Regions from separate parts of the Homo sapiens genome. Here region 1 is linked to region 2. Evidence: chromatin contacts called from ENCODE Hi-C or POLR2A ChIA-PET data. All regions are on one chromosome and are shown on one strand. Each heading gives the region's core, a stretch centred on a gene start or an enhancer-like site at or near the end of the contact. The rest is flanking DNA. Distances are from core to core; before and after follow the strand shown.

Evidence for each region. Hi-C counts contacts between places; a loop is a spot of excess contacts on that map. ChIA-PET counts read pairs that join two places held with the same protein, here RNA polymerase II (POLR2A). Pooled maps may share reads with other maps.
Region 1: a loop to region 2 is called in a pooled map, with 2.1 times the contacts of the local background. The contact joins two enhancer-like sites. A Hi-C loop is called at or near these places in 2 of 168 maps with a recorded cell type or tissue (IMR-90 and posterior vena cava), 2 of 37 single-sample maps with no recorded cell type and 2 of 50 pooled maps. POLR2A ChIA-PET finds 5 or more read pairs at or near these places in 4 of 52 experiments (HepG2, OCI-LY7, WTC11 and 1 more).

What each region holds. Positions count from the first base shown.
Region 1 is chr4:51,907,945-51,911,922 of GRCh38, forward strand. DCUN1D4 (defective in cullin neddylation 1 domain containing 4) reads left to right here. Exons shown (of 11, transcript NM_001040402.3): 9 at 3,126-3,230. Among named protein-coding and RNA genes, the nearest start is that of DCUN1D4, 67 kb to the left of the region's middle. Within about 2 kb of position 1,432, at least 3 of the 41 ENCODE cell types and tissues checked have a DNase peak (open chromatin) inside an H3K27ac peak, as active enhancers do.
Region 2 is chr4:51,871,363-51,875,951 of GRCh38, forward strand. DCUN1D4 (defective in cullin neddylation 1 domain containing 4) reads left to right here. Exons shown (of 11, transcript NM_001040402.3): 4 at 2,909-3,023. Among named protein-coding and RNA genes, the nearest start is that of DCUN1D4, 31 kb to the left of the region's middle. Within about 2 kb of position 1,515, at least 2 of the 41 ENCODE cell types and tissues checked have a DNase peak (open chromatin) inside an H3K27ac peak, as active enhancers do.

The DNA of each region.
Region 1 (3,978 bases), core at 182-2,681, 36 kb after region 2:
GTAGTATGTGAACAAAGGCACTGGTTTTTTATTTCATACTAGAACTCTAAATCAGATTGTAATAAAATTTCACTGTTCTCTACACTAGCTCTTAGTCTTTAGCTTATGGAGTATATTTATTCCATTTATAAAATATAACGTAGAATATTTAGAGTAGGATCCTTTGGTTTTGCAGCTGTACTATATCATTCTATAACTTCTATTTTTAATCTGCATTAAGGAAGACCACAAAGTAGAATCTAGTTGTATATTGTGGGGGATTGGTATATCTTTCGTGTATAGAGCCTGTTCAGTTTGTATTATTATTTGAAAAATGACACAAAATTCCGTTGCTTTTTATCTTAGTAAATTAAAGTTTATGAAATACCTACATACACATTTTGGGTCAAGAGGTGGGTAGGGAGAGATGTTTTCATTTCCTTCTCCTTTAACCTTGATGGGCCTTCTGGGGATGCTGGTTGGCTCTTGGCAGGCTCTCAAGGTACCTTCTGTCTAATTCTGACCTTGGGATCCAGGAATCTATTGGTCTGCCCCTTGCTCCTTGGTGCTCCATGAGCAGAGAGTCACAGGATTTGTGTTGACAGCGTATAATTTTAATTTCTTACAAAGAGCTTTTGGATGTCTTTACTCCTTGAATTTGTTACGGTGATTTTTTTTTTTTAAATGCCTATAAAGTTGATGGCTGCCTGATAGCATCCTGGGAGATTCATTTCACTTTTAATTGGGAACCCCTTTGCAGAGAATGTCATTAGGATCATTGTTGTCAGAGAACCCCCTGCGAGTGTCTCCAATTTTGATGTTTAGTAGATGTTTGCTGTGGGAGCTCTCGACTGTTGTTCCCGGGAATTTTTAGTGTTTCCAGTCATGGTCATTTGCACATAGCCACAAGTCCACTCACAGGAAATGTTGGTTATCAGTGAGATGCCACTATTCAGATTGTGAGTGCATCCATAATATCTTTCTCTTATTTGCTAGGCCGAAGATGGTGTTAGTGATTGCGAGCTGCTGGCTGGCACCCTTGCAGAGCAGGAGTAAGTGAGTGCTGTTCAGCTTTCCAGTCCTGTGAGTCTGATGCCTTTCCTCCGTGTTTTGGCATCACTGCCAAACATATGCATTGAAATCCTTCATGATCATCAGTTTGTCAGATGATTATATTGTTGCAAAGAGTCTGTCCAGGTCTTTTGTATCTTTTTTTTCTTTTTTGTCACCTTAGTGTATGTCCATTGTGACGGGGACATAGGTATTGATGATGGTGGAAGAAGGCACAATATATATCACAGCAAGACTAGAGATTTGGGGTTTAGTGAATGATTACAAACTCTGCAAAGGGAAAACTCTTCCAGAGCGCCAGTGTTGTCAGCCCAGTGCTGCATAAGCTGTTGTTCAACAAATGGACTTTGGCCGAGTCCTGTGGTGCCGCGTGTGTTTCTCAACAGTTTACTCGTTTATCTTGTGGATTGCTTCATAGTATGGTGTGCTGTTGCCGTCTGCCACACCTGTGTTACAGGGTAAGAGGAAGTTTTCCATTTGCTTGCACAGTGTCATCACAGAAGTGTAAGCCCTTGAAACACAACAAACCAATGCAGTTTGTCTGGCAAAAGGCAGGCAGTCTCTAGATCACCTCTTCTCCTGTCCTCTTCTCCATTGGGAGTGCGTACTGCAGCCCTGAGCAGGACAATACATATGGCCAAGGGACAGGCAGAGAACCCTGTGGAAAGGAGGTCCCACCTGTTTGCATAGAACTGTGGAACTGGGATACACCTGCCCTCATCAGACTTAAGTTATGTGACCTCTGAAAGAAGGGTGATGTGGAGCCATCTGACCTGGTCTATTCATGGACAGTCGTTACACTTCACAACTGAGACCAAAAGGCCAGATCTATTGCACATCTTCCTTAGGCAACAAGTTTCCTTGTCTTCATCTACCTTGATTGTTGTTGTTAAGTGAGGCCCTTACATTTGCTGTATTAAGTCCCAATTCAGGGTCATGGCTAGAAATGGTTTGTATACTAAAGAGTACCTCACTGTTAAGCGTCCTTGCAGTGATGATTTATTTTATCAGGAGGTATATATGGCTGCATATGTGGCTTAGGGTGGTGGTCACAGCATCATCCCTTAATTTGAACATTTAGATTCCACTGCACTGGGCTAGCCAGGCACTTTCTCCCTTTGTAAAAAACTACTTTTACAAATTTCCACTGTAGTTAAGATAACACATGGAGGCTAGCTTTGGATATGTAAGGTATGCTTATGGTCCCAGGCCCTCTATTCCTTTCCATGGAAACTGACCGCTTGTAGTTCTGGAATGGAAGCATATAAGAAAGACGGAAATGAGAAATTAGGATCCTTAATTGCAAATGTAAGTGGAATGAGCTTACCCTGCCCTTATTTAGGTTTATGTTCTTATCTTTTTTTCTGGTGTCCTTATGAAATGTTGTCTTTCACTTGGTTACTAGTTAGGAGTATTTTACTAGGAAATTTACGTCTAAGAAATCTATCTATCTATCTGTCTATTGAAGGACTGTATTGATAGACTTCCTGCCTTCCACCAGAGTGGGTAGATGAATCTATCCTCTGATTTAGAGAGACACTTCAGAGCCCCAGCATTTGGTATGAGCTGAAGTCAATTCCAGCATGTTTAGGTTCAAGAAAAATATTTATCAATGAAATCAAATTGATTTCGTTTTTATTAAGGAAACCTGATTCCTAATCATAGGCATCAAAACCTTTAAGCTCCGTTGAGTTATAGGCTTTATGGTCAACAATTAGGATTTTGATAATTATCATAAATATCAAACAAGCAAGTGATTGAGTTACAAGTTTTTATTAATCCCATGAAAAGCCTGTAGAAACTGCTACGACATAACTAATTGATTTTGCATTAGGGTGATCATTCAGTTGACATAAATCTTTCTCACAGTAAATTTATATAATATCGTAATGCCCAAGCCTTCCATTGTGTTTGACTACCTCCCCTCCCTAACCTTAGTCTGGATGCAGGGTCTTTAAGGTGTATGATAAATGAGCTGTTTACTAATTTCCTGTTGAAGTGAATACACATTTGCAATTATTGGAATTTATTATTTGGGGGCATCTGGCTCATCCTTGTTTTTGTTTGTTAAACAGGAAAAGGACCAGCGCAGCCTAGACATAAACACTGCCAAGTGCATGTTGGGACTGTTATTAGGAAAAATCTGGCCCCTTTTTCCAGTTTTTCACCAATTCTTAGAGGTACCAAATTGTTGTTTTATGAAATGTATGTTTGCTTGCTTGGAACTACCAAATAACTTTATTCACCCGTTGTATGTAATTTTTTGTTTGTTGTACTTTTCTGCCTATGTAGGAATTACGGTGACATAATTGCTGTCAGTCAGCAGCTACCTATCTTCTTGGAGTGCATCTGTGTATGCGTTTAATGTTGTGTTGCTTCATTCCACATTAAAAATGCATCCGAAACAGCCACAGCTCTGTCCTTTTCTCTCTTTTCTCATCCCCATTTTAAAGCTTCACTTTTGTTTAGATTTTCTGTTCTTTGTAACAATAGAAAAAGAAGATTTACTTTCTTTTGACTTTAGATGAACTTCCACTTTTATTAAGCAGAGGTTTAAAAGACAGTCATCTGCCTTCTTACCAAAATTAGTTTGTAGTATGTTCTTATCTACTCTTGTCACCAAGTAACTTGAGGACCTTAGATCAATCTAAGTATTAGGCAGACTGACAATATCTCCTTCAGTTTAAATTGTCTTCAGATCAGTATCAGAACAATCCAGCACTTTATTCCATCATTGTTTGTGTGCTTTTAAGTATTGATGATCAGAAATTCTGAGCTACTGGTTTTGTTGAAGTGTCATTCTGTGGGACCTGGAAGTATATGGGATACAAGTTTGAGTTACTTGGGTTGTCATATATGGCATCCTCCTTTCCCTCCTGCCCCAAGCCCTTCTAAAAAGTGTCCTTTGCTTGCAAGGATGAGGGTGTT
Region 2 (4,589 bases), core at 265-2,764:
ATCTTGACAAGTAGGATTCAGTGGAAACCAAACGTTGTACAGTGTGTGTCTAGGAAGAACCAGGTGGTAGAGGAGCTAATGAATGAACTTTTATTGGTGAATATATTGGTGTAGACGTTATTTTAAACAGTGTTCCTCTTCTTATGGATTGAGGCGATAAGTGCATTTTCTTCTGTGTTTTGCACATGTGGAAGGGGAGGGGTTACTGCTAGACTGGAAGCTAAGAACCAAACCGTGACTGCTATTGGAAGAAAATGTCTTTTCTTCCTGCATATACATCTAAGGAGGGAGAAGCCAGCCTTGAGGATCAGGACAGACTCTTCATTTCTGGGCAGTATAACAGGCTTTACAGCTGAGCAGGGCAAACTTTTTCCTTCTGCAAGCCCTGCCCTAGGGCATTAATAGATATGAATAAATCTTTGTTTTTGTATGTTGGCAGTCTGCAGAAGCTTGGGTCACTGCAATTCTTTGGACCTTTTAATATGCTTTAGTGGTGTTTGTGAACCAGGGCAGCATTTTACAGGGAAGATGAATGGGGTGTGTGGGGTGGTGGGCAGCACTCCCCTTGACTCTTTCTCTTCCACACCCTGCTGGTGTGGGAGGAGTGATATGGGGGTGCTTAGTGTCTCTGAAGAGCTCTCTACTCCAATCCTTGGAAGGAAAGAGCCTGGTTGGTTCCCCAGGAATGGTGGCTGAGGGTCATCTGTTTAGACCTGAACTGGTTTTGTGCCGAAGGAGCAGGCAGGATCCTTGAGCCTGGGCACTGTCCAAGACTGGGGTCTGGGAAGGACCCTCATCTGGGCCAGAGTCCCAATTTATAATGGAAAGGGTGCTTTGAACTGGTATGTTGCTGAAGCATGTCACCTTAGGAACTTAGCACAGTGATGGAAGCCCAGATATGAACTGGGATTTAGGTTTCAGCTCTGATCATTGCTCTTAGCAGGGTTGTGAATGTTGGCTATTGACAGCTCTCTCTGCCTTCAGAGCAGGTATCTGGAAAGAGCTGTTCACATTCACTGTGTCCACTTCCTCACCTCACATCTCTTGTCTCTCCACAGCCCGCTGCAATCTGGCCTGCACTCCCACCAATCCATGGACACTGTACTTGATTGCTAAATCTCATGTGTGCCTTCACTCCTTACCTGAGTTGACCTCCGTGCTGCAATTGAACACTCCCTTCTCAAAGCATGCTCTCCTCCTTTGGCTTCCAGGACATGACACTCTCCTGGATTTCCTTCCTGCCTGGGTTTTACCTTCTTTTCCCAGGGCTCTGTCCTTAGTCCTCTGTTTCTGTTTCTGCTTTTATGGCCTCATAGAAGTGGCAGCAAATGGTAGCTGAGAGCTTGGGCTTTGCCACTGGGCTGCTTGGGTTCATACTGACTTGGCTTTACGTGCTGCTTTCCAGCTGTCACTTAATCTCTCTGCTTTGGTTTCCCTGTTTGTTAAAATATGATACATGCTGGTGAATAGTGTCCTGAGAGTTCAGTGAATGCTGAAGGCCGCCATGAGCGCAGTGCGCATGCCTCCTTCCGTGATGCTGCTCGGAACCAATGTCTTTATTTCAGCAACACCCGAACACAACACTTGGCACCTAAGCACTTAGTGAATGGGTATTTTTTTCCTTCATAAAACTCCTGAGAGGTAGCTATATAACATTTCTCATTCTTCAAATGGCGAATGAGAGACCCTAAGTAGGTTAGTGACTGATAGAACCACATAGGTGAAGAACTGGAACTCACTCATTGACTGCAGATCATTCAGTCCCCAGCACCCTTCACGCTCTCCTGTCCTCATCACTCCCTGAGAGCCCTGGGCCTTCAACCAAGGGCTTGTGCAAGGAGGAAAGGCATGAGGTTCAGAATTCACCACTTCTCACTCCTGAGACCTCAGGAGGTCACTTAAATACCTAAGCCTTAGTTTTCCCTGTCTGTTAAGTAGAAATAATTATCTTTGCCCTGCCTGTCATTCATGATTATTGTAGGAACCAAATGACATAATATATTTGAGGGCACTTGTACCAAGGTGGGGTATTTTAATCATCTTATAGTTGTCTTGTAGTTTATAACTTAAGACGGCCTGAAGCAAGACTGCCCAGATTCGAATCCTGGCTTTGCCGTTTGCCTAACCTCCCTCCGCCTCCGTTTTCTTATCTGCATAAGGCAATAATAGTTCTTTCCTCATGGAAACTGAACCTAAATGAGTTAGTACATGCAAGTGTTAAGAACAGGGCCTGGTTCAAAGTAAGACCTCAGTAAGTGTTCAGTGGCTATTATTATCTGTTATTACATTTTGGTATCAGACAATTACCAAATGAAAGTTATGTTTCCTAACTGAAAACCCTGACTGAATGTGGCAAAATCTTCAAGTGGCAGAAACAAACAAAATTGTTGTGGACATTTTGCTCAAGGTCATGTCAGACTTCTGCTTAAAAAACCCCAAATCCTGTTTTTTTTAAATCAGATATCTCTTGAAGCTTAAGACTACTGGGACTGATGTGCCTACGTGTATTTTAGAGTCAGGGTTACTTGTTGAGCTAACCTTGTTTCATGAAGTGTGTACATGAGATAGCACTGCAGTGCATTTTGAGAGAACATTGACATATAAGAGAAACAGAAAGGTTAGATGACTTAGATTAGTATTTTTGGAGAGTAAATTGAAATTATAATAACTTCTATTTCTGGTGTGATTTGGGTTGGTGGAAGTATTAACTTATTTGTGTCGTCGCTAGGTTTATTTCTTGACCATAACATTTTTTCAAAAAGGAACTAAAAACCCATCTTTTCTTTAACATCTAAATTCCTTACAATACAAGCTGTGGAAGTGTTTAAATTAGCAGTACTGTTCTTTGGAAGTACAGAGTTAGGATGTAGCATACCTTAATTTTGTGCTCTTTGAATTTGTTTTGTAGGAAGTCTGCGGTCTTGCAGTTCTTCAGACTGCTTTAATAAAGTGATGCCACCAAGGAAAAAGAGAAGACCTGCCTCTGGAGATGATTTATCTGCCAAGAAAAGTAGACATGATAGGTATGATGTAGAGACAGTAGATCAGAATCAGTGATACATATGTCGAAGATGCACATTTCTACCTAATTCAGTGTGGGTCTTCTAAGTGTGCAAATGCCAAGTGGAATGGGCTTTGCCAGTCGATTTTTCAAAATGTAATTATTTAATCATGTTTATTTTGTGTTTTAGTTTAAAAACGTAAGAACAAATTAGGTAATTTGAATTCTTAGAAGTTAAAGTTTTATCTTAATCCATTGATCGCCCAAAACTGGTGCAGAGTTGATTTCTTTCCTTTCAAAGCCTTGCTGTCTGTGCCTGCTGAGGACCACAGAATTGGTGTCTTGTTCTTTAAGCAGGTCTCACTCATTCACTTCAACCACAGAGCTGGAGAGATCTTCCTGTACTTAATGGTCTGTGCCCGCCCAGAATATCAGCCAAGCTGAGGTTTATTCTCACATGGGTGAGAATTCGATAGAACTGTGAAAAACAAGGCTCTTTAAATCGCTTCTCTTTCAGATAAGTGAACTTGTTAATTTTGGTAACTCCAAGGGCCTGTTAGATTCGTTTATTTCAAACATCTTTATTGTTTCACCCTGAGTTTAGTAAGTAGTTTTTTCTTCCTTGTTTCAGAAACAACAAACGAACATCATTGTCTAGTCTTTTCTACCTTTCTCCATCTTTCCCCATTCTGGCTTTGTGGGTCATATCACTAATGGGCCAGAATTTCCACATGTATTAATCCAGGGAATTTAAGTGAGATTTTTCTGTTTCTTTCTTGCTGTGACTCAGAGGAATAAGAAAGACTCTGAAAATGTAAAAATAATGTCATTGTTTATATCTCAAATGAATAGAAAATATTATCTGAAAGAAGATAGTAGTGATTTAGAAAATAATCACCAGCAATCTTTAGGCCAGTGATTTTTCAACTTTACAAAGGCAGGCTACTTTGATACTTTTTTGGTGGTGTGGACGTTATTATCAGAATTGTTAAATTCTAACAATCACATAACATTTTGTGACTTTGTAGCGCTTAGTATTTTCTCACCACAGTCTAATAAAATATAGTATGATAAAGCCAGATTTGAAACTGGCAGTGTAGTTGCAGTTTCTGAGTTTCATTCTTGGCCTTTCTTTTTTAAACAACTTTATTTACATACCATAAAGTTCATCCATTTTAAGTGTACAGTTTAGTGATTTTTATTAAGTTAACTGAGTTGTACACACCATCACTACAAACCAGTTATAGAACATTTCTATTATCCCAATAAGATCCCTAATGCCCATTCAGCCACTCCCAGCCCCAGACAACCACTAATCTACTTTGTCTCGACAGATTTCCCTTTTATGGATATGGTCTTTGTGTCTCGCTTCTTTCACTAAGCATGATGTTTTTGAGATTCTTGCATGAAATAGCATATATCAGCATATCATTCTTTTTATTTGCTGAATGGTATTCCGTTGTATGCTCTTGGTTCTTTTTTATGTATTTTTGAATAATTTATATAGTGTCTCCAAGTTATTGACCATTTACAGGCTTTGAGCTGAGATAGGAATGCCTGGGCCCAGAATTAGATCATATCTATTTGA